Linked DNA regions of Homo sapiens: all the other regions are linked to region 1. A link is a loop called in an ENCODE intact Hi-C map of the cell type or tissue named here. Cell type or tissue: mammary epithelial cell. All regions are shown on one strand. Region 1 overlaps TTC14-DT (TTC14 divergent transcript). Region 2 holds the start of LINC02053 (long intergenic non-protein coding RNA 2053). Region 3 holds the start of PEX5L (peroxisomal biogenesis factor 5 like). Region 4 has its middle 160 kb from the start of LINC02053.

Region 1 (8,000 bases):
GAAAAAAGAGCACAATAAATGTAATGCACTTGAATCATCCCAAAACCATCCCCACTGCCCCAGTCCATGGAAAAATTGTCTTCCATAAAATCGGTCCCTGGTGCCAAAAAGGTTAGGGATTGCTGACTTAAAGGTAACCTCTCCAGCCATCATTTGCTGTGTATGAGGGAGAGGGGGCTGGAAACAAAAAGGAAAATATATTACTTGGTTGAGTTCTCAGTATCTTCCTGTCTATTTTATATATTGGGCTTCCATCTTAAGAAAGTTAAAACAAAATTGAAAGCAGTTTTCAAACATATACACACATAGCAGCAGTCATATTCTCAATATATTTGCTATTATTCAGTTACATATTTACATATGCATACATGTATATTTTATATATTATATACGTGTGTATGTGTGTGTGTGTGTGTGTGTGTGTGTGTGTGTGTGTATAAAGAAAGAGAGATTAAAGGGAGAAAGAAAAGGATGACAGGTAAGCAGAGTTTTTTATGTCTTAGAAGAAATACACATGCAGAGGAAATGAATGCATAAGATTACATAGTTTGATGAAATTAGTCATTAAAAAATACCCAACAGGCTGTTTTTGTTCTTATTTTGGGCTCACAAACAAGCTTCTGACTGAAGTTGGCTTTCCACCGGAGAATATATTGATACTTCTACGAGTTTCTGATTCACATAACATTTACAGTTCATCCTTAATACATTGTCAACGTGATTTCTAAATCAGTGTTTAATTTGGTTAGTGTGTATCAGTATGTCGAGCTTACAGTTCACCCTTAATACATTGTCAGCGTGATTTCTAAATCAGTGTTTAATTTGGTTAGTGTGTATCAGTATGTCGAGCTTACAGTTCACCCTTAATACATTGTCAACGTGATTTCTAAATCAGTGTTTAATTTGGTTAGTGTGTATCAGTATGTCGAGCTTACAGTTCACCCTTAATACATTGTCAACGTGATTTCTAAATCAGTGTTTAATTTGGTTGGTGTGTATCAGTATGTCGAGCTTACACTTCACCCTTAATACACTGTCAACGTGATTTCTAAATCAGTGTTTAAGTTGGTTAGTGTGTATCAGTATGTCGAGCTTACAGTTCACCCTTAATACATTGTCAACGTGATTTCTAAATCAGTGTTTAATTTGGTTAGTGTGTATCAGTATGTCAAGCTTACAGTTCACCCTTAATACATTGTCAACTTGATTTCTAAATCAGTGTTTAATTTGGTTAGTGTGTATCAGTATGTCGAGCCTTACTTGAATTTCTGCACTTGAAAAACTAAGGATCAGTGTCCAGAACTCAATCTACCTGATGGAACTGCCACACTGAGACTTCCAAACAGTGATCAGCCAATCTCCCCCTGTGACTTCTGTGGCTGGTCCCTTTTCTAACTACAACTAAAGGAACTGTAAAGAATCTCATTCATTTAAAGAGACCAGCCACAGTAGGAAGCCACACTTACCAGTACTGCAATACAATAGGAAAATAACTTCATACAGATTTCATAGAAAAAGAAGCACACTGACTTAAAGAGAGACATGCAGTTTTAGCACCTGAACTGTTCATCATAGAACAATGAATGTTAAGGGTTAGATCTCAAAGTTCATCTCATCCAATCCCTTAGTTTTAAAGGTGGCAAGAGAGGCATGGAAGATTAGATTATTTACTCAAAATACAGCTGGGACTTCTGGGCTAAGCTCTTTCCACTATGATAACTCCCTATTTCATAATTGCGCACATTCTTTTTTTTTTTTTTTTTTTTTTTTTTTTTTGAGACAGAGTCTCGCTCTGGTTGCCCAGGCTGGAGTGCAACGGCGCGATCTCAACTCATCGCAATCTCTGCCTCCTGGGTTCAAGCGATTCTCCTGCCTCAGCCTCCCAAGTGGCTGGGATTACAGACATGCGCCACCACGCCTGGCTAATTTTATATTTTTAGTAGAGATGGGGTTTCTTCATGTTGGTCAGTCTGGTCTCAAACTCCTGACCTCAGGTGATCCGCCTGCTTCGGCCTCCCAAAGTGCTGGGATTACAGGCGTGAGCCACAGCGCCCGGCCCTACACTCTTAATCTTCTTGCAGCTATTGAAACTTCATATTCTTATTCTATGCAATGATAGGTAAATTTTAAAATGAAATTATGTTTGCTAAGAAATAAGAAGACATCCTACAAAACTTTCTCCCTTTTATTGTGAGCAATAGGTATTTAATCAATTCCTACCTAGATAACAGCCAAAGTGATACTTTTATAATGAAAGTCATAATGTGCCCTCCTCCTTAAAACCCTGAAGCTACTCCCAACCACTAACAGTAAAAGCCAAGTTCTTGCAATGGCCTACAAAGCCCCATACGTCCATCCTCCATGCTCACTCTGTTCCTGCCACACCGCCTTCCTTGCTATTTCTCAAATACATCAAATACCTTCCTGTCTCAGGACCCTTGCATTGGTTGTTCCCTCTGCCTGGAACTCTTTTCCCTCAAACAGGTTGAATGACTAACTCCTCATCTACTTCAAATCTTTGCTCAAATGTCACCCTCTTAATGAGATCTGCTGTAACTATTTAAAACTACCACACCCAGGCCAGGCGCGGCGGCTCACGCCTGTAATCCCAGCACTTTGGGAGGCCAAGGAGGGCGGATCATGAGATCAAGAGATTGAGACCATCCTGGCTAACACGGTGAAACCCGTCTCTACTAAAAATACAAAAAATTAGCTGGGCATGGTGGCGGGGTGCCTGTAGTCCTAGCTACTTGGGAGGCTGAGGCAGGAGAATGGCGCGAACCCAGGAGGCGGAGCTTGCAGTGAGCCGAGATTGACCCACTGCACTCCAGCCTGGAGAAAGACTCCGTCTCAAAAAAAAAAATTAAATAAATAAATAAATAAATAAATAAATAAATAATTAAAAAAACTACCACACCCACCCCCCTGTACTTCCAATGCCCCTTACCCTGACTTACTTCTTTCTGTATAGGATCTATCACCTTCTAATACATGCACTATATCATTTACTTATTTATTATATTTGTTACTCATCATATGTCTCCCTCCAGAATATAAACTCCATAGAGGCAGGGAGGTTGGTGTATTTTTTTCACTATTATATTCCTAACACCTAAAATACAGCCTAAGCCTCAAATATTTATTAAATGAATAAATTAATGCATTTGGCAACTTGACCATTATGTCTACAGATAATCAAAGGCTATGTCTAATGTGGTCCAGATCAAGGTTAAATCATTTCCCTGACATACTGGATCTTCCAATGAATTCCATTAAGAAGGGCAATATACTAAGCCACTAATATATTTCTACTCCCCAAAATTCTCCTTTAGTGCTGCTGTCAATAAAACAAAAAAGAATGTGTTTAAAAATTAGAAGATGACCAATTGCTTTCATTTTAAAGGAATGTCTAAATTGCATTTAAAAAATCGAAGCAATCCAGAATGTACTGACAAATACTATTTATTGAGCATTAAACTTTCAATTCTTTTGATGATAATCCTGACATGTTCTCCCATATAGCATTCTGAGAAATTGCTGCAAAACAAGAATCTGAGAATCTAAGAGGTGTGTGTGTGTGTATGTGTGTGTGTCTTTATGAGCAGTCATGACCAAGAACCTGATGACAAACACCTTAACCTATTCCATATCAGTATTACACACATCTTTTGACTTTTTTTCTAACAATCATGATAGATTTAATCTGAAATATCTTCATTCTATTTCCTCATCCTTTTTGTAAACAAAGACAAACATGAAAGAAATGCTAGCTGAGACTAGCACTGCAGATGGTCACTACAACTGATCAAAAGTTGCACATCTCCAGGAATACCACATACCCTGAAGATGGATTATAGTGTATCACTACTCTGGCCTCTTGTCCTGGAGTTGTGCAATATTCACCTCTGGGTCTGTTTAGAACCATGCTGAATTGAAACTGAAATCAGTAATCTTTCTTCTTAGAAAAAAATAACTCAAGATTACTAAGTTAATCAATTCTAATGAGATATGAACTGATTTAAATTAAAATAATATCCTCAAAACATTTATCAGTCACTAAAAGGTGGAGACAGTGTTAGACATAAAATTATCCCAAAATGACTGTATATAATAGGGTCACAGTTCCCCATCCCTAAATCCTTGTTTAGTTAGCAGGTTTTCTGGTGAAGGACATAAAACTGGATACCATGATGATCTTACAGCACCCTCAAGTGGATTAGACTGACAATGTTTTTTTTCTTGAAGAAAGGTGTTGGTCTGTGATATGAAAAAGAAATAGAAGCTGGGAGAATCTTTTCAAACAAAAACCATGGGAATGAATGAAGATGTGCCAACTCTTATCAGAAGGGCTTGCAGTTTGAATTATTCCTCTAACAACAGGGATAGACATTTGGCTGAGTTTGCCATATTTTCCATTTAGTATTCCTCACTCTTCCTTGAGTCACTTCAGGACAGCTTTGAATAGAGTGTTAAACACAGATGGCTACCTTATATGGTAGCAAATTTGTAATCTAAACCTTTTACACCATGTGCTTAGGAATGAAATCAAGGGGCCCCATTATGGGAAAAAAAAGAGTTCAAGGCGATCTTTAGATAATAACATAATAACGGACATTTGTATTAGTCAGAGTTCACCAGAGAAACAGATAACAGGAGATACACATACACATACATACATACATACATACACACACACACACACACACGATGAAGACTTAGCTCATACAGTTATAGAGGATTATGGAGGCTGAGAAGTCTTGGGATCAGCCATCTGCAAGCTGGAGACCCAGGAAGGCTGCTGGCATAATGTAGTCTGAGTCCAAAGGCCAAGGAGAGCCAATGATATAAATCCTACTCTGAGGGCAAAAGAAGATGAAATGAGATGTCCCAGCTCAAACAGTGGGGCCAAAAAGGGGCACATTTTCCCTACTTTTGCCTTTTATTCTATTCAGGCCCTGAATTGATATATATATATTTTTTGAGACAGGGTCTCACTCTGTCGCCCAGGCTGGGAAAGGCTCACTGCAGCCTCAACCTCCCAGGCTCAGACGATCCTCCCACCTCAGCCTCCTGGGTAGCTGGAACTACAGGCATGTGACACCACACCTGGCTAATTTTTGTATTTTTGGTGGAGACAGGGTTTTGCCATGTTGCCAGTGCTGGTCTCAAACTCCTGGGCTCAAGCAATCCGCCCTCCCGGCCCTCCCGAAGTGCTAGGATTACAGGCATGAGCCACAGATCCTGGCCCCTCAGTGGATTTGATGATGACCAACTACATTGCGGATGGCAATCTACTTTACTGAGCCCACCAATTCAAATGCTAATGTCATCTGGAAACACTCTCACAGACACACCCAAAAATAGTCTTTAACCAACTATCTGGACATCCCCTGATCCAGTGAAGATGACACATAAAATTAACTACAGGTTGAGCATCCCTACTCCAAAAATCCAAAATCCAAAATTCTCCAAAGTTGGAAACTTTTTGAGCACTCACATGAAGCCACAAATGGAAAATTTCACACCTGACCTCATGTGGTAGAACCCAGTCAAAATGTAGGAACGTGGCACCATGTTTACTCAGCGTCCCAAGGGTAAAATAAAATTACCTTCAAGTTGTGGGTATAAGGTGCATACAAAACATAAATGAATTTTTTGTTTAGACTTGAGTCCCCAAGGTATCTCATTATATATATGCAATTATTCTAAAATCTCAAATTCAAAACACTCTGGTCCCAACCAGTTCAGATAAGGGATACCTGACCTATGTCATAATTTTTTTTAATAAAATAAATTCCATACATATATTTTAAAGCTACATCCTTAAAGAGCATGGTTTCACTGACCCTCTAAATGGCATGGTAATGGTAGAAAGAGTACTAGATACACAGTTAGACGACATGTATTCTAAAGTTAGTTTTTGAAAAACAAAAGCATGTATTAACCTCTCCATATTTGTTTCTTCGTTTTTAAAATGGCAGAGTAGAAAAAGCAGAGGCTACTAGTTGGTGGCTTCTTAGTGTATTAGTCAAAACCTTTGGTTCCAAACTACAGATTTCCTCCATCTGGCTTAAGCAACAAAAAGGGACTATTTTCAGGAAAATAAAGACAGTAATTGGAGAAGAACGAAGTTGGAGAACTGGAACTACCTGACTTCAAGACTTACTATAAAGCTATAGTAATTAAGACAGTATGGTATTGGCAAAAGAATAGACAAGTAGATCAATGGAACAGAATAAAGAGCCCAGAAATAGACCAACATAATACATAAGTACCGTCAACTGATCTTTAACAAAAGTAAAAAGGCACTACAATGGAGAAAAAAGATACTCTTTTCAGCCAGTAGTGCTGGAACAACTGGACATCCATATGCAAAAAAATGAATCTATACACAGGTCTTACATCCTTCACAAAATTAACTCAAAATGGATTATAGATCTACATGTAAAATGCAAAACTATAAAACTCTTAGAAAATAACATAGAAGAAAATCTAGATGACTTTGGGTTTGGTGATGACTTTTTAGATACAATACCAAAGTCATAATCCATAAAAGAAAAAAAAAACTGATAAGCTGGATTTCATTAAAATTAAAAATTTCTACTCTGCAAAAGATACCACTGGGAGAATATAATCCACAGGCCAAGACAAAATATTTGCAAATATATTAAAATATTTTAATAAATATATAAATTAAAAAATGGGCCAAAGACCTTAACAGACACCACACCAAAGAAGATATACAGATGGCAAATAAGCATATAAAAAGATGCTCCACATCATATATCATCAAGAGAATGCAAATGGAAATAACAATGAGATACCACTGCACATCTATTAGAATGGCCAAATTTCAGCACCCTGACATCAAACACCAGTGATGATGTGGAGCAACAGGAACTCTCATTAATTGCTGATGGGAATGTAAAATGGTACAGCCACTTTGAAAGACAGTTTGGTGCTTTTTCACAAAACTAAACATACTCTTACCACACAACCCAGCATTTGCACTCCTATGCAAAAGAGTTGAAAACTTATGTCCACCAACAATATGCACATGTATGTTTATAGCAGCTTTGTTCATAATTGCCAAAACTTGGAAGAAACCAGTATATCCTTCAATAGGATAATGGATAAATTGTTTTATAAATCCAGCAAATTGAATACTATTCAGCACTAAAGATAAACAAGCTATCAAGCCATGAAAAGACATGGAGGAAACCAAAATGCATATTACTAAGAAGCCAGTCTGAAAATGCTATATACTATATGATCTCAGATACATAACATTCTGGAAAAGGCAAAAATACGGACACAGTAAAAAAATCAGTGGTTGTCAGGGGTTCCAAGGAGAAAAAGAATAGACAGAGCACAGAGGATTTTTAGGGTGGTGAAACTACTTTGTAATACACTATAATGGTGAATATGTCATTACACATTTGTCCAAGCCCACAGAATATATGACACCAAGAATGAAACCTAAGATAAACTATGGACGTTGGATGATAGAGAGGTGTCAGTGTAGGTTCATCAATTTAACAAATGTACCACTCAGGTGGGGGATATTGATAATGAGGGAGGCTATGCATATGTGGGGGCAGGGGATACATGGGAAACTTTTTACTTTCTCCTCACTTTTGCTTTTAACCCAGAATTGCTCTAAAAAATAAAGTCCATTTTTTCTAAAAAGAAGAGAGCCTTTAAAAGATACTGAAAAATTAAAGTTAGAAGTATCATAATAGATTTCTAGGACCTTATTTGGTACCCACCATCCCTGACACACACACTCCAACCTTAACCCCAGCTAAAGGTGAGGCCTTGTTGAAACTGTTGGCATCAGGATCAAGAACCAGAAACAATCTATCTATAAATATTTCTCATAAAGTCATGGATTATTTGTAGATTCTTAACAATTGGTTATAAACGTTTCCGAGATGTAAAAAAAAGACTTTATCTTTTGCAGATTATGTCACTAGCTGCAGAAGTTATTTGTGGAAACT
Region 2 (8,000 bases), 180 kb before region 1:
TTAGCTATCTGCCCTGACATCTCTCCTCCAACCTGTCCCTACTTCAGTTACACTGTAGTACTCCTCGTTTCCCCCAACAACTTGTGCATGCTGTTCTCATAGTGTTCTCCTTAGTCTTCCATTGCATGCATTTTTCAAATGTTTTTCAAATGTGAGGTCATCTAGGAAATCCTTCAGGATCCCTCTCTTCCTTTATGGAATCAATAATTCCTCTTTCCAATTCCATATAGCTATTGTGTCACACTTCTACCAAAGTACTTACCACATTGATTATATTAAATGGACAATACTGATCAGGAGAATTAGGGGAAATCCATGGCATGGAAGAATAAAAAGTTTCAGAATTAGAAGAGATGCAATGTGGAAAGTCAGTGAATTCAAAGGAACATGTATATATCAGGAACATCTTAGAGAAACACATCAAAAAAAGATTTTAAAGGGAGAAGCTGAGGCTGGGTGACGTGGCTCATGCCTGTAATCCTAGCAATTTGGGAGGTCAAGGTGGGTGGATCACATGAGGTCAGGAGTTCGAGACCAGCCTGGCCAACATGGTGAAACTCCATCTCTACTAAAAATAAAAAAATCAGCTGGGCATGGTGGTGGATGCCTGTAATCCCAGCTACTCAGGAAGCTGAGGCAGGAGAATCGTTGAACCCGGGAAGCAGAGGTTGCAGTGAGCCAAGATTGCACCACTGCACTCCAGCCTTGGTGACAGAGCGAGACTCCATCTCAAAAAAAAAAAACAAAAAAAACAAAGGAGAAGCTGAAGACTATTTATAAACATATTGCCAGGAGGTATCCTGACGTGCCCTGAGAACACTATCGGACCTCATGTTACAGACAGGGCTGAAATTCTCAAGGTCCACAGTCAGTCTCCTTGGTAATAGACTCCTTCACCATGTCATGGGCATCATAATGGGAAAAACCACTTGCAAATGAATTGGTAATCAGAGTTGGAGCTATATGTGATCTAGTTATCTTCACCTTTTAACAAAGGTCTGGAGAGATTTGAAGAGGTTTGTACCAAAAACAATGAGATCCTGAAGGATGAATATTAGATTATATATAATAAAAGGGCACACTTTGGTCTGCATATTCAAGATATTTTTGGGGAACATTGCATATCTGTTATTTCTCCATGTACATTTGTTGATGAGAATACTAAGTCAGGTATTTACTAATTACCAGGTATTTATTCAGCACCATGATATCTCACCTACTCTACTCATTAGTCCCACTGCCAGGAAAAATAATACTTAAACCAGAGTGTTGCTTAAGCATTTTACATAATTTCTTTTCTTACCACAACTGGAAATGGTGGAAGTCCATTCCCCTTGTGACCTAAGTTGGGTTGGGGACTGGAACCCACCACTTAAATTTCTCAAGAGGTCAAAAAATTGGCACATAGGCAAGGTGCAAGGTTGTTTCTGCAGAGACACTAGCAACACAACTTGACCTGCACTAAGGGAAATGCAGAGAAACTAGAATAGTGCCTGGCATAAAAAAATGCAGGGATAGACTAATGCCCATGATGGGGTGTTGGAAGGAGATGCAACATTTAAACCAGTAAACATTTGCTTTATTACAGAGACAGATCCAAAATAGAGAGAAACTTTCACAGCCCTAAAAAAATCTGGGGATATCCTCATGAATGAATAGAACTGGAGTTATCTTCAGAAGTGTGGAAAAAGATAAAGATGCCCAAGGTCCACGACCAAAAAGAGTCTACAAGCAAGGTGTGGTCAAAGTGATAAGAGTCTAAAAAGACCAAGGGAGAGAAGAAAACTTGCAGAGAACTAGCAGATCATCATAGTAAACTCTGCTCAGGCCATTTTGGTACTGGAAATGACAGAGAAGCCAGAAATGGTAGCCATGCCATGCCATGTCATGCCATTTTCAATGACAAAAGAAGGAAAGAGTTTTCCCTTTCTCTTCCTAGTCCCCAAGGAGAGCGGCTGTAAATAGTAGTATATTAGCTATGACAACTGGCAAATAGCTATGCTGTCCCTATGTCATGGCTGCTTCTGTGGGTACCATTGTGACCCCAGCATGAGTCAAGATGATTATCAGAATGTCTAGCAGATTACCCAGGCCTTGCACCTGGATCAATGGGCTGCCCTAATGAAGGATATCAAAAATGAAGGGGCAGCTAAAGAAAAATAAAAGACACCTCAGAAAGTAGCCTGCCTCTTTGACAAGGGACATGCCTTCAGAGGAACATAACAGAAACCTCTGAGAATTGTCAACAATAAAAAGACTGAGCAACAAGGGAAACTGGTAGGAAGCCAAAGGTTTTAAGAGGTGAGAGTGGAGAAATGCTGTGCTTTTATTGATCCTCTCCAAAGGAACACCTTTAAAAAAGGTTAGTTGCAAATAAAGTGTTTTAAAGAAGAAAAGTTTTGAAATTGTAAGTGCAGTGCTAGTTAGAAGACAAAATTTTAAACTTTTTAAAAAAATTTTTAATGTGTGTGGCTTAAATCTCTGTCCTTACAGATAACAAACTCTAGACTTTGAGATTCTGTGAGTTTATAGAAGAATGAAAGTCAACTGGATTCAAATTAATATTCAGGATTTCATTCCTCCTAAATGGAAACATAGCATTTCCATTTGTAAAACAATAACTAAATGTTTCTGAAACCTCTTTGCAAAACAAACAAGAGAGATTAGAATTTGGGCTATGCTTATAAGAATTGTTTAAGTTATATATTTTTTCATTTTTATGGACCATTGTAATTGATCTGTTGTTATAAATTGACTTATATTTTAAATCCTTATTTTTGTGTGTTTGGCTTAAGTTTGTTTTTAGAAAGTTAACCAGATTAAAGAGTAATAAAAATGGGTAATACAAGAAAATCATTGCATGACACTCTGTGTTTAACAATGATTATCTTATAAATGTCCTTCAAAGCTGAAGTTTTTGGGAAAAATCATTTAGGGAATATTTTGGAATCTTCCTTTGGAGTGTATAGAATCTGTGGCTCTGGCTGAGAATGGGTCCTGGTCAATCTTCTCACCATCTCTAATAAAATAATTTTAAAGAGATTTACAAGTAAAAAAAGGTTATTTCTTTGAAAATTTTAAACTATTAAAAATTTAAACCTTTAAATTTAAGGCTAAAGAAAGTAAAAGTGGTAGAAACTTAGATAAAATTAGATAGGTTAGGTTGCTTTTTAATTGAGGATTTCTTTAGCTCATTGTCCAAGTTGAATAGAGAAGTACTTTTTGGAAAGGGTAGAATAATTTGTATAATTTTTAAAGGAAGTTATGTGATTTATATAACCAACATGTAACACACATAGATAACACAGATAATGCTGTACTTTATAGCAGTTTCAAATATAGACTAGTACATATCAATATTCTCTGGTCAGGTTTCCAGAGATCAATTTAACCTGGTCTCCAGAAAAAAAAAATTAAGACAAGATGGACAATATAGTTTTAAAATTACATTTAAAAATAAATATTGAACTTCTTCCAATCTGGAAATCAAATTAACACAAACAATTCAATTACCATAATGGTGCAATGAGAAAATATGACTTAAATCAACTATGGAAGCTCACTCTGCATTGTCTGGATCTCAGATTCCTGCATTCTCTCAGTGGGAAAGGCTACACCTGAACTCAGATCCTCAGACTTGTGACTCTTTTCCCCAAGCAGAAGGGTGTGAAACTTCCCACAGGCTTCAAGTTCTCCAGATGCTGGGCAGCTGAATTTCACAGAAATCTGAAAATAGCTGCCATCTATACTCAGACTGTTTGGCACCCAAATAGTTTGTCCCTCTATGACCCCACTCCCAACTCATAAGATTGCTTTCAGGGGCCTCGTCTCTTGAATATAACCCTCCTACATATGGCCCTTTGCCCCAGATTGCTTTTCTGTAAGATGATGAGAGGACAGGGGTCTGTACTCCCCTTCATACTGGTTCCCACATCCTAAGTTTTTTAATAAAGCCTTTTCCTTAATGTGTACCAAGTGATGAAAACTTGACCTTTGCTACCTTGCATAACAATCCTCTAAGAACATTTTATATACAAAGAACAATTGGAGTCTATGGTAAAGGGGTCTATTCAGTAATCACATTGGCGTGAAAAGAATATAGATTACTTCCTTGCCATGACTTGCACTCATTATTCACAGATTCCATGGTTACAGATTCACCAACCTGTTAAAATTTATTTGTAACCACCAAACCAATACTCAAAGATGTGTTCATGGTTATTCACGGACATGCAGAGAATAGCAAAACATTGGAGTCCACTGACATTCATATGCCCAGCTGAAGCAGAACAAAGAAACCCTCTGTTTCCCTGTTTCAGCTCTCATACTGTAAACAAGTGTCCTTTCTGTGGTTTATTTAGTGCCACACTTTTCACATTGTTGTGATTTTTGCTGGTGACTTTGCTATTTACAATAGTCCCCAAGCATAGTGTTAGATTGCTGTCTAATGTTTCTAAGAGAAAGAAGGCTGTGATGTGCCTTATGGAGAAAATAGATGTGTCAGATAAGCTTCATTCAGGCATAAGTTATAGGACTGTTGGCCATGAATTCAGTGATAATGAATCAGCAACACAGGACACCTACAAAAAGAAATAGAAAATTTGCTGATCTGTTTATGAAACCACTCTGGAAGTGTTAAAGTAATATCTACAGTGAATGATGAAATTATGAAAAAGAGGAAAAGTAATTAAATTTGTGGATTCATGAGATGACAACCTATTTTTAAAAAACAAAGTGGACAACACTGTTGTGAGTCTGAAAGCCAAAGAAATTTATGATCATATTACCCAGAGTCAGGAAAGTGTTTAACCCTTCTTAGCTAGGTTGGCTGGCTCACATGTTTTAAAAGGCAATACAAAGTCAAAAAAGGCTAAGCTTGCAGACAAGGCGGGTTCCGCAGATCAGGAAGGTGCAGAAGAATTTTTAAAATAACTGCTAAATGTGATACAAGTAGAGGGTTATGTAGAAAAGCAGTTTTTCAATGCTGATTAGACTGGCTTGCTTTACAAGGACTCTGGCAAACAAATCTATATAATGCAAATGGCATTCCAGTTGGCAAAAATATTACGATCAGAGGCTCATAGGAACTTAACCTTACATTTTCCCTATGAGCAACAGTTCACTATTTGCTAATTCAATTGTTTGTGATGACTCTGTAGAACATTACTGACTCAAATAAAAAGAATAAACTATATCAAAGTCAGTGTAGTAGAGATGTGGTTTTCATTTAAATGCATAGTTGCTAAAATGGTTCTGCTGAGTTTAGCCTGTCTTTATGGAATAGGAGTATTTCATCAACCCTGAGATCTTTTGTCTCCCTCTTGGCTAATGGGTGTTTCTCAACCCTTTAACATTCAAAGGGAGCTGGGCCTATTGCTGCAATACAGGCAGTTAGTAGTAGTAAGTACTTTACTGAGGATAAGTAGATGCCCTTAACTAGTGAAACAATATGCTCAAATGAAAGTCTCCTGTGTGAAAAAATCTGAACACTATATACACATTCAAATTTTGGAGGAAACCCCAAAACTGCACACACACACAAGCATATATATGTACACACGTGTATACGTGTGTGTGTGTGTGTGTGTGTATATATATATGTACATGAGAGGTGACTGACATGTCCATGTTATTGGAAAAGATATATTAACAGAATACCACAGACTGGGTAATTTATAAATGGTAATCTGTAGGCTCACAGTTCTGGAAGCTGTGAAGTCCAATATTAAGGTACAGACAGGTTTGGCAATTCTGATTTCAAGATGGTGCCTTAATTGCTGTGTCCTCTGAAGGAGAGAAAAGCTTCATTCCCACGTAGTGGAAGGCAGAAAGGCAAAGAAGCAATAGGAGGTCAAGCTTGCCCCTTTTGTAATGGCATTAAACCCACCCAAGCAGGCAAAACCCTCATGGCTTATTGTTTCCTAAAGAGCCCACCTCTTAATGCTGGTATAATGGCAATTAAATTTCAACAAGAGTTTTGGAAGGGACAGCACCCCACACAAGGCAGAATGTAAGTACATGCAAACTGTATGCACACACCTCTTTATCTCTGGTCATAAGAGGTAGGAGAGGTCATTCCTCACCACTGCCTCCCCTACCTCCTGTAGAACCATGATATCCCACAAATTCAACATGGATATATTTAGTTATAAAATTTACAATCCATGGGGTTATAATGGAATATAATGCTTAGAGTCAACAAATATGTATATCCTTTTTCTAAACTACTTAACACTTATTAAAGTACACCAAACATAGTTTAATGAAAAGATAAAAGTCTTTCAGTTAGAAGGAAGTAGATTTAAATAATGGCTCCCTGATAAGGATTTTTACCAAGTTAAGAAATGTCTATTGATGTCAGTATTATCATCTCTAAAAGTATAGTACTACACTTCTACCTTTGGCTATGTTAAGCTTGAGATGCTCATTAGACATCCAATTTCATATATATATATATGTCTCCAATTAGATGGGTAAGCAACTGGAAGGTAAGCAACTAGAATTGTGAGTCTGAGATAAAGGGGTAGATCTGGGTTGGAGATACATTTGGATATTGTCAGAACATAGATAACAACACTATGGGACTTTTATGGCATCTCTTAAGCAATGACTGTGGATAGAGAAGAGGCCATAGGACAAAGCTGAGGTACTCTAATATTTAGGAGTTGGGAGGATAAAAGGAATTCAGCAAAAGAATCTTTTAAAAAAGCAGTCCATAGATAGAAATAAAACAAAATGTTAGTGATATCACATAAGGCAGGTGAATAATGGGTTTCAAAAAGGAACAACTGCCAATTGTGCCAAGTACTGATGAGAGGTTAAACAAAATGAGGACTAAAAAACTGATCTTTGTATTTGGATATGTACGGATCACTGGTGATGAGCCCTGGTGATTCTGACAAGAGCAATTTTGGTAGAATGTGGGAACAAATGCCAGATTGGATAGAAGAAGAATAAGATGGCAAGTATGGACAACTCTTTCAAGGAGTGTTTTGTAAAAGGCTGCAAAGAAATGAGGCAGAAGTAGGGTGAGGGCTGAAGGAAGGATTTTTTTTAAGATGAGAGATATAACAGTATAGCAATGATCTAAAAAGATCAACCCTGATAATGTAGGAGGCAAGGAGGACAACTGCAGAAATAAAGTACCTGAACTTTGTCAGGTTCTAGTAGTGGGCAGTTTGGGCTCTGGACAGGAGTAATGGCAGTTTATTCCTCATAATAGGAGGAAGGAAGAATGTTTGAAGACAAACACAGATACCTTGTTGATTTGGTGGTGGGCAGAGAGAAATTAAACTATGCTTGGTATACTTTATTAAGTATTAAGTAGTTTAGAAAAGGGATATACATATTTGTTAACTAAACATTAGTAGAAAATATAAATTCAAGTATGTCTGTTTGAAGTTAAAAGGTAATATGAAATTAAAAACTTTTTAAACCAGAGGGAAAAATAGTTCTCAGAAAGTTCATTCAGTTGACAAAAGACTAGAAAAGGTAAAAATAATGAACTGAGAGATGTGATATTAAACCCTCAACTCATTTCTGAGACTAGTATAATTCTGCTACCAAACTAGATGAAAGTCAACATAAGGAAAGACAAATATCATAAAAGTAGATGCAAACTTGAGACCAAATGTTAACAAATTGTATGCAGTCAGTAAAAGAATCATAAGGAATAGGCAGGCAGGATTTATCCCAGAAATACAAAGATAATTAAACATTACAAAACGTACCATGTAATCTATGATGTTAACCAACTGAAAAATAAAATTATGTAACAACTTAAATCATGTAAAATATGTAACAACTTAAATCATGTAAAATATGTAACAACTTAAATCAACTTAAATTACATATTTGTTATATAATTTTCTATTTGTTATACATTAAGTTGTCCTATATTAGGTTTTTGAAATACATATATATATATTTGATAGAAATCAAACACCGAAAGCATATTTTAAAACTTTTAGTAAACTAAGAATGGAAAGCAAACTTCTTGA
Region 3 (8,000 bases), 560 kb before region 1:
TCTGCTAATGCATACCACAACTATTATAACTTTCAAGTGTTAAAAGCTCAACACTACATCCATACCAAACATGATTTGCATGTGAATATACAGGAAGACACTTCAGAATCTTGCTGGAGCTTGTGTCATAATTTTGATCAACAGCTTAAATGTACATGAATTTGCTTCAACAGAGTTCTAGTTAATATTTCATCATACTTATGCTCATCATTACCTATAAGATGACATTTGAGGAAGAAGACCAGGTGCCACTTGAACTGAGATAACAAAGGGGGAGAGGAAGGCAGCAGCAACCACTGACCAAAACAACACAACAAACCCCAGCACTGCTCACTCTCCTGAAAATGCCACCCCCGTTCCAACTCTAAACTAATCTCAAAGACTCGCCTCTGAAAATGTGTGTATGTGTGTGCGTGCAGGTGGTTTATTGCTATTAGTCATATCTTTGCTAGCAGTTAATGCCTTAGCAAAGGGTTAAGAAAGAAAGAACACAGGATGGAAAAGGGTGAGCCGGGAGCTGCGGTTCATGCCTGTAATCCTAGCACTGTGGGAGGCAAAGGCGCGTGGATCGCTTCAACTCAGGAGTTCAAGACCAGCCTGGACAACATGGTGAAACCCTGTCTCTACAAAAAATACAAAAATTATCTGGGCATGGTGGCATGCACCTGTAGTCCCAGCTACTTGGGAGACTGAGGTGGGAGAATTGCTTGAGCCAGGGAGGCATAGCAAGCAGTGAGCCGAGATTGGGCCACTGCACTCTAGCCTGGGGGACAGAGAAAGACCCTGTCTCAAGAATTAAAAAAGGTGGTACCAGGAGGGAAAAAAGTGGATCTGTTAGAGAGGTGGAAGTACCCATGATAAATATCATCTGCTTTACAGTTTTGCTGAGGGCCTCAATTATGATAACCTACTGTTTAGGGTATTGAAAACAACGTTCTACAGTCTTACCTTCAATTGGTTTCTTATGTATTTTGTTTCTAGTGAACCTAAATAAATCACCAGGGGCGAGATCTAATGTACTAACATAACTTAAATTACCTAAGCTATTCCCCTTTGTAGAGATTTTAAGAAAAATCTTAAGTAAAGTCATATAGAAAAACAAATGCAAAACTCCCCTGGGGGAAAACAAATGGCTACTTTTTGGGCTGTTAATAATCTTACAATTTTTGTCATTTAAATTTTCCTTAGTTTATGTCTTGTGAAGCTAGAGGGTGTGGAATGATTCCCCAGACAGCTTGAATAAGTCAAAAAGTCTGCTTTGAATGCCTAAAATAAAGATCAGTTACAATTACAAATAGATTTTTTGTTTGATTGCCTTCTGAAATAACTTTCTTTTATTAAAAAACCCATTGCTGTGGATTCTTCAATAACAATTCAAAAAATCTTAGTAGAAAATTGAAATTATATTTCTCTGTATTTATACCACCCCAGAAATAAAACAGCTAGGTTAAGAAAACATTGAGAGACATGTAATAATTTCCTCTAACTGGAAATGTTAACTCAAATGCACATAGGCAAATAATCACCTCAGCCCTGAACATACAGAGGTATTGGTGGAATTAAGACCATAGGCCCTCAATGAGCAACAGAGTTTTGTCAGAACCGATGCTAAAGTATATTCAATCATCATCAGTGCCCTTGGTCAAAAGAAAAAAATAAGTAAATCTAAAACAGTCACAAAAGAAGCAACCTTTGCTTCATTTACTGGGGTGACTAACTCCCCTTGGAAATAATTGGTAAGGCAGCTGGATAAAAACATAGCTCCAGGACCCTGCTCCTAAGAAATATACCTGCGGCTTTTACTATGAAACCAAGAAATATCTGTTACTCTATGCTCTATCTGTAATAGATGCCAACTTTTATTTTCTAATGAACTAGCAGAGCAAACCAAATGTGTGTTTTTAAAAGTCTGCGGTTTCTAAAATGAATTCAGATTCTACCATAAACCAGATGAATTAGCCATATGTATGAGAATTAATAGACTTTATCTGCAAAATCATTAAGTTGCAAAAACAAAGGCACCACAGGAGTTTTAAATTAGACTATTTTTAAGTCTTCCTGAGAACACCTGCCCCTACTTCAAACTGCTAATTTACAAAGCACTTTATTTTAAAGTCTCTTGGATACAGAAAAGAGAAGAATTAGAATGCATAGCAAAAGATTGCAAACATTTCTGTTTCACTCTTGTTTTAAGGTATCAGTCAAGTAACATTATGTTTCAAATTAACTCCAAAGCTGGCAGAAATGTTAGTAAATCTGCTTATCCCTGGTCCACTTTACCAAATATGGATTCAGATTTTAATCATACACATTTTGGAGTGTTTGGAATGTGTTTCTTCTTATCTGTGATTAGAGTCAGGTACACACAGGAAGATGATAGTATCTCTGATAAGGAAACGTTATTTTGTCCATAGGCTAAATAATATTCTTTGGGGGAAGAGATATGAGTTTAAAATGTAAGCCAACAAGTATATTATGAATCAATCTGTCATAGGTATTTTTTTGTTGGGGGGAGCAGATGCCCATTCAGATCATCATACTATTGAATAACTACTAAACGTACCTACTAAGGCCTCGGAAGTTTTATGCTTAACATTAATGGTTAATAGTAAGTAGGAAAAAAGTATTATGCTCTGAAATTTTGGTGGATGTATTGATTACAGTCTTTATTTAGTAATGTTTTAATTTAAGCTTGGCAGCAAAGATTTGTGAGTTTTACTGCAAGTCATCATATTTGCTGTTACAGCAGTGCACAAGCAAAAGACATTAAGTTGGGAGAATATGCAGAGTCTTATATTTTGTTTATTCTTTCAAAGTGAAATTAAACCCTCAGACATTGTTCCAGGCAACTCAAGTTTCAATAACATTCTCCTTTGAGATATTGAGAAAATTGAGTTAAAATTGTTTTTGGGTGCATGAATTTACCATATTGTTGCTTCGATTCTTCATTCACAGTAACATATTTTTTAAGCAACAAAACAATACTGTGCAAAGTTTTTGTTAATTTCCCCTTAGTGGTCAATTGTCAATTTTGTGTAAATGAACAATTTTTTGAGGGTTGACTCTATTAAAATCTTCCTGTTTTACCCTTGTGAAGAAACTGTTTAAAAAACAGATAATATATAAAATTGTAAGTATCATTCTTGGGTGAAGATGAAGCATAAAACTATAGTAATAATTCTTTGTTAATTTTTTCAGCAGTCATTATTTGAATTCTTCTATGTTACTTAACTTTTCAATTGGTGTAGCTTTTATAAGAAACATGCAGATCACATTGATCATATATAATATTTAAAAATATACTTCATTCACTACTTTTTGTCTATCAAATGTGATATAATCACATTAATAATTTTCAAAACAGGATGATGTTAGTCATACGGGAAATCTTTTGGAATTCTGGCACTGTATATTGAGAATTCTTATAAAAATTGAGACTATGATGAAATATTGTGTTTTATTTAAAAATGGATTATAGTCCAAAAGAATTTCCCTAAGTTATGGAAATTAAATCTGGGTAGTACTAAGTCATAAATATAACAACATATTTATCTATTTCCAATTGCTCTAAAAGACACAGAAGCAAAATCCTCAGTATTCATAAATGTTATACACCAGGATAAAGGCATCACACATAATGATTGTATTTGACCATCTTTGGAATGGAAAGGAAGCCCAAACATCAAACCTGATGACTAAACCATTTAGGTGCGATAAAGAGTCCAGTTCATACTTTAGAAAGCTGAGTTAGTATTTTATTTTTCTCCCAAAGCATATATCTGCCTTTATAAGAACCAACCAACCGTATGAATGAGAACTGGAGTCAAGGTTAAAGTAATCTTGCCCAAGAGAGTAGAGTGTGTTTGCATCGGAAAGAAGCAGCGGCTCAGCTCAGATGAATATTAATAACAACCGGAGGCAGCACCTCCCCTGAAAAACATTAGAGCTCCTTGGACATGTGTTTGAAATTCATCCTCCCAAGTCATCCTGTGACTATTGGAGTAGATGGCAATGTCCCATAATGTGAAGGGGGAAAATACACTATAAATCGTTTTTTAAATATAACACTTTAAAAAATGAAACGAAAGTGACAGAGTGTTCTAAGTCAAGCAACCTTTTCAGATGGTAAAGGAAAAGCTTTGTCTTTCCTATTATTGTTTGCCCTTCAGTTGACATACATGCTGAGATGCATCAATAGGATTACAACGGAAACACGGTCATCTCTAGGGTTTCCTCTGTTTCGATTCCTTGATCCTGTTTAAAGAAACAGGCTCAGGGAATGCACAGAAAACAAACTTCCCCAATCGAAGTTCTGAGGTCTTCCCTCCCCTTCTCCCACCTTCGGAAACCGGTCTAGTTTTCCCGGCAGCACCGGACAGAAATGTCACGGTCATGTTGCATCACTTCACTTGTTGAGCTGTGCGAAGGCAGCACTTGACCACAGAAACTTGGTGAACCGCCTTGCTCTTAAATTAGCCCCCAAGAATTCTCTCCAGCCCTATAGAAATGTCTTACCTGCATGTGTCCCTGGTACATTCTGCTTCGGTTTCTTCAGGGCTCCCTGAGGCCACCGGATGCTTTTCCCCCGTGCTTACTTGCCCACCAAAAGAGGGGAAAAGGTGGGTGCACAGCGGGTTCTCAGAGGGTGCTCCTGAGCCCCCTGGAGCTCCGGGTACTCGGCCGGCCGGCGGCCACTCGGCAGCGCTGCGGGCTGCCGGGAACTGTTCTCCGCTCGGGGTGCTGAAAGCGGACGCGGGAGAGCGCGCAGAGAAGGCGAGGAGCCGGGTCGGCCAGGCTCTCCTGCAGGCGCGGGTCCTGCTCGCGGGGCGTCTCTAGAACTCACTCCTTCTTCGCCGAACTCTTTCTCGCTTCCTGCCAGGTTGCCTCATGTCTCTCTCTCTCTGAGCTGCGAACCCCCTCCTCCCAGCCCTGACGTGAGCGCCTACACCAGCCGCCGCCGCAGCTGCCGAGCGGGGCGCGCGCCGTTCTCCCAGCCGCGTGCCTGCCGAGAGGCCGCGGGACCGGGCACGCGCGCGCGTTCCCAGGGGCCTGGGAGCGGCCCGAGGGCGGCCCCGGGCGGTGCGCGCTCCCCGAGCGCGTCCTCGGGGCTGCGCGCGCGCGGCGGCAAGGCGAGGTGCCGGCAGGCGGTGGTCGCGCTGGTGTACAACGCCCGCAGCAGCGCGGCGTTCAGGTGCGGCGTCGGCGGGCAGGGCGATTCTAGCGGAGAGGATGGCCGGCCGGAAGAAAGGCGGGAAGACATGCATCGTCTCTCCGGGGGCCATCCACCGCGGCTGAGCCTGTTATCCTACAGACATTATAGGCTGAGTGCAGGGGTTGCCGAAGAGTTTACTTCGGTTCTGATTCAGCTCTCGAAAGTTACGTCCGTATCACCCGTTAAATAAAGACTCCCCGCTCCCCTCATCCCCAGTTCATCGCCGAGCATTCTATTTAAAACGGCAAACCCTAGTCCCTGAGGATCTGGCATGTTTTATTTTTTTCCCTAGCACGTAACATCACCTAACATCCTTTATATTTTCCATATTTATTTTATGTACTGTCTGTCTCTCCCTCTGTACAATGTTATTTCCATGAGATCAGGGACTTTTTTTTAGGGGGGTGGAGTGTTGCACTTGGTTTTGCACGTGTGTGCACAGTAAGGTATTTAGTACTTCCTGACACATGGCAGGCACACAATAAATATTTGCTGAATGAATAGACCTTTACTACTATACACTTACACACACATACACACATATATGAAGAGTGCATTTAAATATGTCTCAAGTTGAGACTGGGTAGTTTGATGTGTCTACACAATAAATGTTCATATATACACACACACCACGGGGTGGTGTATACTGTGATTACCTAATTTTGTTGGTAAAAACATCTCCAATTCTACAGGCCCCTCATATTATGTACAGCATGATATCCCCAAAATATTGCATATAGCATAATATGCTTTTTATAAAGTTTAAAAAATCCCTAGAAATGTCAATGTGTATTCATATATTCATATACAACAATATAAAAAGGAAAGCAGTGGAACAATGAATATAGTGTTCAGAGTGTTGGTGACCCTGGGTGAAGGGAGGCAGGGAAATAGATGGGGAAGCATTTCACTTGAAGTTTAGATGTTAATGTCTTATCTTCTATGCCGGGTAGTGATTCATAGGACACCTAATATCCTATTAAAAATTACTGTGTAACTAAATAAAATAGAACCATGTATGGACTAATGAGGAGAATGTGAAATGAACAAAAGGATGTGAAATGAACCAATTCAATGCATCTGAGGTCCTAAAACAACCAACCAAACAAACACAAAAGGACTAAGACCTGTAAGCAGGAGACATGGATTCCTATTAGATTCCACTAGTAGTTACCCTTGGACAATTTCCTTTTACTACTTTGGACATCAGTTTTTTCATGTCTAAACTCTGTATAAAAAACTTATTTTTTTTACCCTGAAAATAGAGATATGTTCATAAGCACTGTAAACTGTAAAATGTCATCCAGTTCTTATTTTATTGTTCTTTATAGGACAAAGCACAGGACTTGGAGTCAGCAACAAGAGGTGCTAGTTCCATCTCACTACCTCAATGCTCTCTTGGGCAAGTGTACCAACTCTCTATTTCCTCAATTTTGAAATAAGACAAATATCTACCTAGTGTGCTGCACAGAGCTGCTGAGGACTGAATGTATGCAAAGGAAGTTGTAAATTACCAACCATGATATATGAATATGCAAACAGACTTTTTTTTCCCAGTTCAGAAAAGATGAGGACTGATTTTCTGAGACCTCAAGTACTGCAGATTTTAAAATGGTACTAATTATCATATAATACTATCATGTTATATAAAAACTGGGAAAAGTATAGTGCTTTGATTTAAAAGTACTAGAAATCTGTGAAGTAACAATAGGGTCAAAGTTTTCCAATCCATTATATGCTTGTTATTATCTAACGGCAGGTTCAAGGAGCCAACAACCATAAAAGCATTTGGATCAGAATGGCAACTGCCTAGTGTTGAAGCTAGAACTCAATATATTCTCTTCTTAAACCTGAGTCACTGATTTCGTTACTGCCTACATTCTCAAAATCTCAGGAGTGAAAGCTTTCCTTTGTGAAGAATTCCTCTTCACACTTATTCCTTCTGTTAGAAGATAAACTAAGGCACATTAAAATTTTAAAGGGTTTTTTGAGCAAATAGCCATTCATGCATCAGGCAGCAGCAGACCGAAAGCAGTTGGGGACTCTGTCGGAAGTCGTTAAAGGGAAAGATTTTATAGGGTAAATGTGGAAGCAGAGCAAAGAAATTATTTGGTTAAAGAGGAATACTGGATTTATTTGGATCATTCTAATGGAAAGTCCATAGTTAGAGGTTAGTTTGTGGTTTCTGATTGGTTAAGCTTAACTTTCACTTTCCTAGACTATTTCTTAGACTAGGAATGAGATTTGAATTATCTTTATTTTCCTCAGAAACAATGCATGTCTAATAAGCTAGGTCCAGAAAAATATTTTACAAAAGATTTATTTTGTAATTAAATTTGAAGACCCTTGTTACTCAAAACGTGGTGTGTGGACCAGCAACATCAGCATGTCCTGGGAGCTTGTAAGAAATGCAGACTCTTGGGTGCCATTTCTGACCTACTGAATTAGAATATGCGTTTCAACAAGATCCCCAGGTGCTTGTATGCACCATAAAATTTGACCAGCACTGTGGCCTAGAAGGTTTATTTATTCATGTAAATATGTGGCAAAGCTAGCTCTTGCCTTTTGCAGTGATAACACATGAGCAACCTCAGTACCACTAGAGAAGAAGAATGCATATTGCACTCCATTTATAAAATAATCTCACTGTATTTTGAGTGGTCAGTGGACTTGGCATAAAATCATAGCACATTCAGCTTTCTTACAGCAAGAAATGTGCTTAGTACCACTGCAATTTTAATCACTGTAATACAATTAAATAATTGAGAGGTAGCAGTAGAATCTATTT
Region 4 (8,000 bases), 340 kb before region 1:
ACTGCAACCTCTGCCTCCCAGGTTCAAGCGATTCTCCTGCCTCAGCCTCCCGATTAGTTGGGATTACGGGTGTGTGCCACCACGCCTGGCTAATTTTTTGTATTTTTAGTAGAGACTGGGTTTCACCATGTTGGCCAGACTGGTCTCAAACTCCTGACCTCAGTTGATCCGCCCACCTCGGCCTCTCAAAGTGCTGGGATTACAGGCGTGAGCCACTGTGCCCAGCTAGCACTTTTTTTTGTTTTAAATTTACAGTTAGTTTTTATGGTTTCTATTAACAGTGTGCCTAGGATAGATAATTTTCCCAGACTTAGAAGTAGAAACATGTAGGGCACATGTAATTTCACTTACATATACAATTTTTCCCACATTTGTATATTATCTGTTTTGGCATTTGGTACCATTTCTTGCTTGTATCTTCAGTGGTCCTGTGTTCCTGAATTTTCATCCTTGTAACAGGTGTTTATTTCTATGAATGTAAAAGTTTGTCTACCTTGCAAATCTTATTTGACTTTAAATATTTTTTGAATTATGTGGATGCTTTGGGTTTGTTTGATTGCTCTTGTCATATAAGCAGGATCTTGCAAATAGTGATCCTTCAGCCAACTTTGGCACTTCTCTTAGCAGAACCCTCACTGGGGCTCTTAGTCAAACACTCAGTATTTCCCTCACATTCTCTATAATTAATAATCCATGTAATATGACAGAATGCACTATAATTTTATAACTTTCCTAGACTTCCTTTGAAGTTTATAATAGTTTTTAAATTGTAGTTTAAAACAAAATTAAAGGACATAGATAAGCATAAAGTTCTTTACTTCCTTATAATATTTGTAGTTTTTCCACCCCAGACTCCTACAAAACTAAGCACTGCTAACAGTGTGGTTAGATCTTTCTTTCTATGTATACATGTGTATGTACATATATTTTTCCCAAAAATCTAGGATCATATATATTATTTATAATCTGATTTTTTTGCTTCATATATCATGCATATCTTTCCTAATCTATAACATCTTAAGAAATTATATACTGTTCTAGATCATTATTTATAATAGTTGTATAAAAGTTCAGTGCTTACAAATAATAAAATAATTTATTTTATTAAACTATCCCTATTATTGGATATTTTGGTTATCTCTGACATAGTGGCTTTATCATCAATAACCTTTTGATTTGCTCATTCCAGTACATAATTAATTTTTATGTTAGTACATAAATTTTTGAAAATTATTAGAAATAGCCAGATTTTAATATTTTCTATTCTTACATAAAAATTTACCTTAATTTTGCTCATCCACACAATGTACCACAATATTTGACCTAAGCCTTGTGGAATCATTCATTTTCCTAGTATTTCATTCTTTAATTTTTTACCTACTTGCTAATGCCTCTTTTCTACACTCCTTCTTGCTCTTATCCTTTGTCTTCCTAAAAATCTACTCCTAGGCATTTCTTTAACAGGGAGGTAAAATTAGCTAGCAACAACTTAATGTTTTCCTTTCCAAGGTTATTGCGTTTTAACAGGGTTCAAAATCTTATACTAACCAGCTGAAACTGTAATGGAGGAATTGTAAACATCCACCAGGAGTTTAAAAAGACCCCTATAAACAAACCATACAATGGCTTATTGCTTATTCTTCATATTTTAAGATTTTTAGGGTACAGATTATCAGCTCTCTACTTCTCAGTTAAGTTGCAAATATGCTGGATATGCTTCAGGTCCTTTATATGAGTCAAGGTGGAAAACTAGAGAGTGAGTAACTTTAGGTAGAGATTACCTGGTGTTTTAATACTGAGATGCCAAGCATAAAACAGACACATAATAAATACATGTGGTTTAATTGATCAACTACCAGAAACTCAGGCTGTGTCAATCTGTAGACTGCTGACTTAACTTGCTTTTGTGGCCAGTCCCTGCAATTCTGTTACAGATAATACGCAGGGGAGGATGCTCTTAAGCAAGGTTCCTGATTCCTTCATATATGAAAGAAATAATGATCCCACAAAATCAGGAAAATTGGTACTGAGTCAAAAAGGCAGATAATGACAGGTGGTGGTAGACAGAAAAACTCCACCCCCATCATGCAAAAAATATGAGCAAGACATTGCTCTGCCAAGTTCACTAAGGGAGATAATTAAGTGAGTCACTATTGTAAACACAATAATAGAATAGTGTACATGGTAAAGTGGAACCAGAGGAATGAGCCATAAACTCTGTTTAAAGAGGTCAGGGAAATCTTCACCTAAGAGTCACTACTTGAGCAGGGTCTTGAAGGATGACTAGGAGTTCATTAGATATATGAAAAGAGAGAAGGAATACAATGTGAAAAGGAGTGGAAAATGTATTAGGTTCAATAACCTCCTACTATTACGATCCTGGAGTGCAAAGTGTCGGGTTGCCAAGCAGCAGAGGGTAAGATTGGAGAGCTGGACCTGAAGCTATCACAGAGGATTTGTGTGCTATATGAAGGAGCTAGGATTCTATTCTGTAGGCCAGTGTTTCACAATGTTAGCTGCACACTAGTACCACCTGGAGAGATTTTTTATTTTATTGTTTTATTTTTTATTTTTAAATTTTGTGGGTACATAGTAGGTGTCTATATTTATACATTCACCTAAGAATAGAGTTGCGCTTGAGTCCCAACCTAACAACATATCAGCTCTGTGGCCTTGGGTGAATTACTTCTCTTTGAGCCTCAGTTCCCACTTTGGAAATGAAGGTGTTATGGATGCCAAGTGATATCATTAGTGACACTGTGTTTTGTAAAATATTATGTGGCTATGTAGTTATTATTCTTCTTATCATTAATGACTCACAAGTATATAATGTATATGTTTTCTGTGCATGCATATGGTATAGAAGAAAATATCAGACTATGATCAAATAATCTGTCTTCAAGTCCCTTAGGCACTTTACATTACTCCTTATATTTCAACATTCATTAAGTGAAAGTTGGACAAGTGTGTGGTTTTGAAACACTGCTTAATGAAGCCTTAGCATTTTTCAATGAGATAGCTCAGGAGCTTTCAAGGCATGAAGGAGTGGGCTATGGGGAGATTACAACTGTTCTACTTTTACCTTCCTACTGTCTTAGTTTGAGCTGCTATGATAAAGTACCATGGTCCTGGTGGCTTATTAACAACCAAAGTTTATTTCTCACAGTTCTGGAGTCTGGAAGTCCAAGATCGGTGTGCCAATATGGTTGGTTCTGGGGAGGGCCCCCTTCCAGACTGCAGACTGCTGACTTCTTATCGTATCTTCACATGGCAGAAAGAGACTGAGAGCTTTCTGGGGGCCCTTCTATAAAGGCATCAATCTCATTCACTAGGGCTCTACCTTCATGAACTAATTACTTCCCAAAGTCTCCACCTTCTAATATTATCACTGTGGTTGTGAGGATTGCAGCCTATGAATTTAGCAGAGACACAAACATTGCACTTATATATTGAAATTTTTTGGTAATATTTTTTAAAAGAAAATATTCTGAAGCTAAGAAAATTTAAAGTCTGAAAACTCCTGAGTTAGATGATTTCAAAGGAGACTTTCTTCTGGACCATCCAATGGTTCTACAGGGTTGTAAATGATCCGGTTTCCCCAAATCCCCACTCTCTCCACAAGGTTATTTGGAGGAATAGTTATGAAAAGTCCCTTAAAGCTGTAAGATGATTCTCTACAGCTGCTTCCTGACCATATCCAGATACCAAATGATATTATACCTACATCTGTATCTCTCACAAAATTGAATATTTTTTTCTTGTTGTTTCATGTGGAAATATTGCAGTTCAGAGACAGAAAATATTCCTCACAGATGCCAACTGTAGAGGCTGCCTGGACCCTGTGATGACCTGGTTTCTGTGTCTGCATTTAGGTTCCCTGGAAAAGAATGCCGTGATCAACTATTAATTTCTGCCATAAGTAGGAGAATACAGGCACATATGCCAGTATTTGTCATTTCCCTTAGAAGAAAAAATTTGATTTCAGTATGGCCGGTAGAGCTTGACTCCAAAACTCCATCTTCTATTTTCATACATAAGGGTTCTATGTACATAAGTAGAAGAGGGGAAAGGTAAATATCACAGATGAGCTGCTTCCTATGGTACCAAAGGAATTATGTCCTAGTAAAAAAAGTCCTTCACAAAATAAATATAAGAGAATTTCTACAACCTACTAAATGACATCACGTTGGTGGTGAAAGATATACTCCTAAGGTCAGCAACAAGGTAAGAATGTCTGGTCTCACCACTTCTATTTAGCAGTGTACTAGATATCCTTCCCAGTGTGATAAAGCAAGAAAGGTTTCTGACAAATAACTTCTATTCAGAATATATAAAGAATTCTTACAAGTCAGTAATAAGAATATAAATAACACAACAATAAATGGGCAAAAGATTTTAACAGACACTTCATCAAAGATGTATATAGATGGCCAACAAACACACTAAATATGCTCAATATCATTTCTCACTAGTAAGACATAAATTAAAACTGTAATGCAAATGTGAAGCAACTGGAACTTTCATAAACTGCTGGTAGAAATATAAAATGGTATAACTACTTTGGATATTGGTAGTTTCTTAAAAATTCAACACATATTACCGTACAACTCAACCATTTCACCCACTCCTAGGTATTTACCCAAGGAAAACAAAAGCAACTGTACACTGAAATACTTTACACCATGCTCATAACCGCTTTATTTTTAATAGCCCCAAGTTGGAAAGAATCCAAATGTCCACTAACACCACCTGTCTACCAGGTAAATGAATAAACAAGTTGTGGTGTAGCCACAGAATGAAGTACTTCTTAGCAATAAAAAGGCAAAAATGTTGATACATGTAAAAACAAGGCTATGTCTCAAAATATGTTTTTTGAAGTGAAAGAAGCCATACGAAATAGAGATACTATGTACTTTTAGTCATAAAAAATTTAGAAAATGCAAATTAAACAATAGTAATAGAAGGCAGGTAAGTGGTTGCCTTGGAATGACAGGGATTGGGGTGACAGGGAGCAAGGAGAGGAAAGGAAGATTACAAATGTAAATGAAAAACATTTAGGGGTGATAAATATGTGAATAATTTTGATTGTGGTAATGTTTTCATGAGTATACACATATGTAAAAACTTATCATAATATAACCTGTAGATATATGCCATTTATTTATGCCAGTTATACCTCAATAAAGTTGTAACAAAATTATCTGTCATTTAGAGTGACCTTATTAGTCTTCTACTCTTACTTCATTACATAGAAGCTCATGACTCAGTGTAGAGATTAAGAAAGTCAGTAATATCCCTGGAATTCAATTTTCTCAATTGTAGGAAGCAGTTGCCTTCAACCATGATGAAAGATCCCTTTCATCATCTCTAATCTATGGTAAATAAGCCACATTCAAGAAAACAGGGTAAGTCCTAAACCCTGACACTTAAATCTTGATAATAAAAAAAAATTCGGAATTTTTTTGAATAAAGTGGGGTGGCAGCATAATTTAATATTTAGGTTCTGTGACTTCGCCTCTTGTACCATGAGCTGCTATGGATTCTTTTATTGATTTCTCAGTTTGTGAGGTGTCTATGGGAGATTATGTCCAAGCCCAGGCCAAATAAGTCCCAGAATGATAAGGAGAATTGGAGAGACCAATGGCCCCTGGGTCACTTGAGATTTTTCCTTAGATCTTATACAATTAGTGTAAATTTGTAATTTCCATGAGATTAAAACTGCTGTGGGCTGAAAAGCCAGAACGCTTTAAAACTCTGTTGCAGAAATCCTTCTCAAATATAAATGGACAATGCTTTGGAATGATAAAAATGGAAAGGAATGTGACAACGTTTTACTAATATTAATCTTTATTCCCCAAACAATAATTTAAAGAACAAGTAAATAAATAATTCTAGTATTAATGGAGTGTTTACTGGGTTCTAGGCACTGAGCTTGAAACTTTGCATATATTATATCATTTAACCCACCCAAATTGTTATTCACTTTTTCACAGAAAAAAAAAACTGTGGCGTGACAATAGTGAGATACAGGCTCACTGTTACACAACTAGTGAAGAGCGAGGTATTAACGATTCTCACTACAGTGTTTCCAGATCATTAACTGAACTTGAGTCATGGGTTCTAGATCTTGCTCCATCCCACTTCTAAGTTACAGACTGACTTTCAGAAGGTCATTAACCTTCATGTCTCATTTTCTGAATCTTGAAAATGAATACAATTACATTCTTCTAACTGACACAGATGGAGGAGATAGGAAATGTGACATAATCAGATAACAAATAAAATATATTTGCATTGATAGTCCATCTTCTATAAAAATTTCAAATGATAATTGTATAGGTTTAGTATTTATCATATATAAGTATACCCCAAATCTCAGCCAAATTAACAGTTTTAAAAATTAACATAAAAGAACTCAACCCTCTTGTCTTTTCAGCAAGTAAAAAATCTACTCCCTATCAACACCATCCTACCTTCTGAGAGATAACTATTAAATTGATGTTTTCACGGACACCAATAGTTCTAATTTTTTGCTATCACTGAACTTTCAGTCTTACTTTTATTTCATTTCGAATGACTTCTATTTTTGTTCTGCCTCACACAAACCAGGGGCAAAGACTTTTCCTTGATTTCTCCAAAACAATGTCAATCATTTGCGTAGATGATTCCTTTGCAATTTTAAGCATTTGAAGAGGACACTTACAGCACAAATTACATAGAAAATGTCTTAAAAGTTAATGTTAGATGATCTCTTTTAAAAAAATTTCTTCAATAGCCTTGCTACCAGAAAATTATTCACTGATTCCTTCTTTTCAGTCTTCAGCCTTCTGTCATATTATTTGGGCACTTCTTCCTGACTAATCCTTCTCTCATTTTCTCCTCCTCATTGAAAACCACCAGTTAGTGAAAACTTTCTCTACTTAAACAATTTAGCTGATATTTCTATATATTTCCTTCCAAAGTATTATCACTTGTCCTCATCTACATCATAAACATTTCTTTGTTTCTTACCAAAAACATTTGGCCCTCTAAGAGGAAATCAGGTGCCACTCACTAACATACACTCTTTAAAACCCTCATTTTATATCTGATTTAATAATATTTTGCTAGTTTGGGGTTACTGATTTCGTGACCTTAACACAAAACAAGAATTAGGCATAATTCCCAGGTCCCTGGGAAGCCAAAGTCAGGTGACTTATTTACCAAAATAAAATTGTATGAAAGTGGCAGTAATCATCAAAATGGTATTAAAAACATTCAAAGAGTTTTTCTTAACCTTTAAAAAATCCCTCAAAAGCCAAAGTTCGTTTAGTAAAAATCCTTTATTCCATTGTTAAAAGAATGAGCTGTAATAAAGGAATTTTCTGTGGCTATAACAGAATATTTAATACCTGAGACTGGACAATTTACAAAGAGAAGAAATTTACAAAGAAAAGAAATTTATTTCTTATAGTTTTGGGGGCTAGGAAGTCCATAGGTATGGCACTGGCATCTACCCAGCTTCTGGTGAGCGACTTATGCTGTGTCATTATGTTATTACATAGTGGGAGGCATCACATGGCGAGACACAGGCCAAGTGTGCTAGTTCAGATCTCTATTCTCCTTATAAAGCTACCAGTCCCATCATGGGAGCTCCAATTTGATGACTTTAGCTTCTTTACCTCCCAAAGGCCCCCACCTCTTAATACTGTTACCATGGGGATTAGGTTTCAACATGAATTTTGGAGGATCAAACTATAGCACTAGATGTAAAACACAGATAGGCTTATAATACATCAATGAATTAATTTATCATAGGCTGAATGCTTAGAAAACAACAACCATGACAAAATAAGGCACACAAAAATAAGACAACTCTGATGGCTGCACAAAGACAGTGTAGGGCACAAGGACTGCAACTTTTAGGACAGTTCTAGTCCTAAATTTGGCCCAGAACCAGCAGACTGAATGGGGGTGGGGCACATGACCTATTGAGACACCAGCTGGAGTGGCTAAAGAAG

The links. Hi-C counts contacts between places; a loop is a spot of excess contacts. Peaks named below come from ENCODE experiments on the same cell type or tissue, not always from the same donor. Only the 100,000 strongest peaks of a DNase experiment are listed, where the experiment ranks them.
Region 2: it touches region 1 in a loop (3-fold over the local background); 4 of 110 quality-filtered maps call a loop at or near these places.
Region 3: it touches region 1 in a loop (10-fold over the local background); 7 of 110 quality-filtered maps call a loop at or near these places.
Region 4: a loop joins it to region 1, with 2.9 times the contacts of the local background. A loop is called at or near these places in 3 of 110 quality-filtered maps.

What each region holds. Positions count from the first base shown.
Region 1 is chr3:180,590,948-180,598,947 of GRCh38, forward strand. The region is part of intron 1 of TTC14-DT (TTC14 divergent transcript); the gene reads right to left. Among named protein-coding and RNA genes, the nearest start is that of TTC14-DT, 7.2 kb to the right of the region's middle. In mammary epithelial cell, a CTCF peak has its summit at 4,202; a DNase peak (open chromatin) is centred at 4,194.
Region 2 is chr3:180,412,096-180,420,095 of GRCh38, forward strand. It overlaps LINC02053 (long intergenic non-protein coding RNA 2053), which reads left to right and starts at 2,078. Exons shown (of 2, transcript NR_132416.1): 1 at 2,078-2,362. In mammary epithelial cell, no CTCF peak of the experiment used is centred here; a DNase peak (open chromatin) is centred at 4,226; H3K27ac peaks cover 4,981 bases.
Region 3 is chr3:180,032,064-180,040,063 of GRCh38, forward strand. PEX5L (peroxisomal biogenesis factor 5 like) reads right to left here and starts at 4,874. Exons shown (of 15, transcript NM_016559.3): 1 at 4,516-4,874. The coding sequence starts at 4,536. RefSeq lists a silencer at 4,940-4,989. In mammary epithelial cell, a CTCF peak has its summit at 4,717; a DNase peak (open chromatin) is centred at 4,878; H3K4me3 peaks cover 1,311 bases.
Region 4 is chr3:180,248,174-180,256,173 of GRCh38, forward strand. No RefSeq gene overlaps it. Among named protein-coding and RNA genes, the nearest start is that of LINC02053, 160 kb to the right of the region's middle. In mammary epithelial cell, no CTCF peak of the experiment used is centred here; DNase peaks (open chromatin) are centred at 2,218, 4,738 and 5,298; H3K27ac peaks cover 1,463 bases.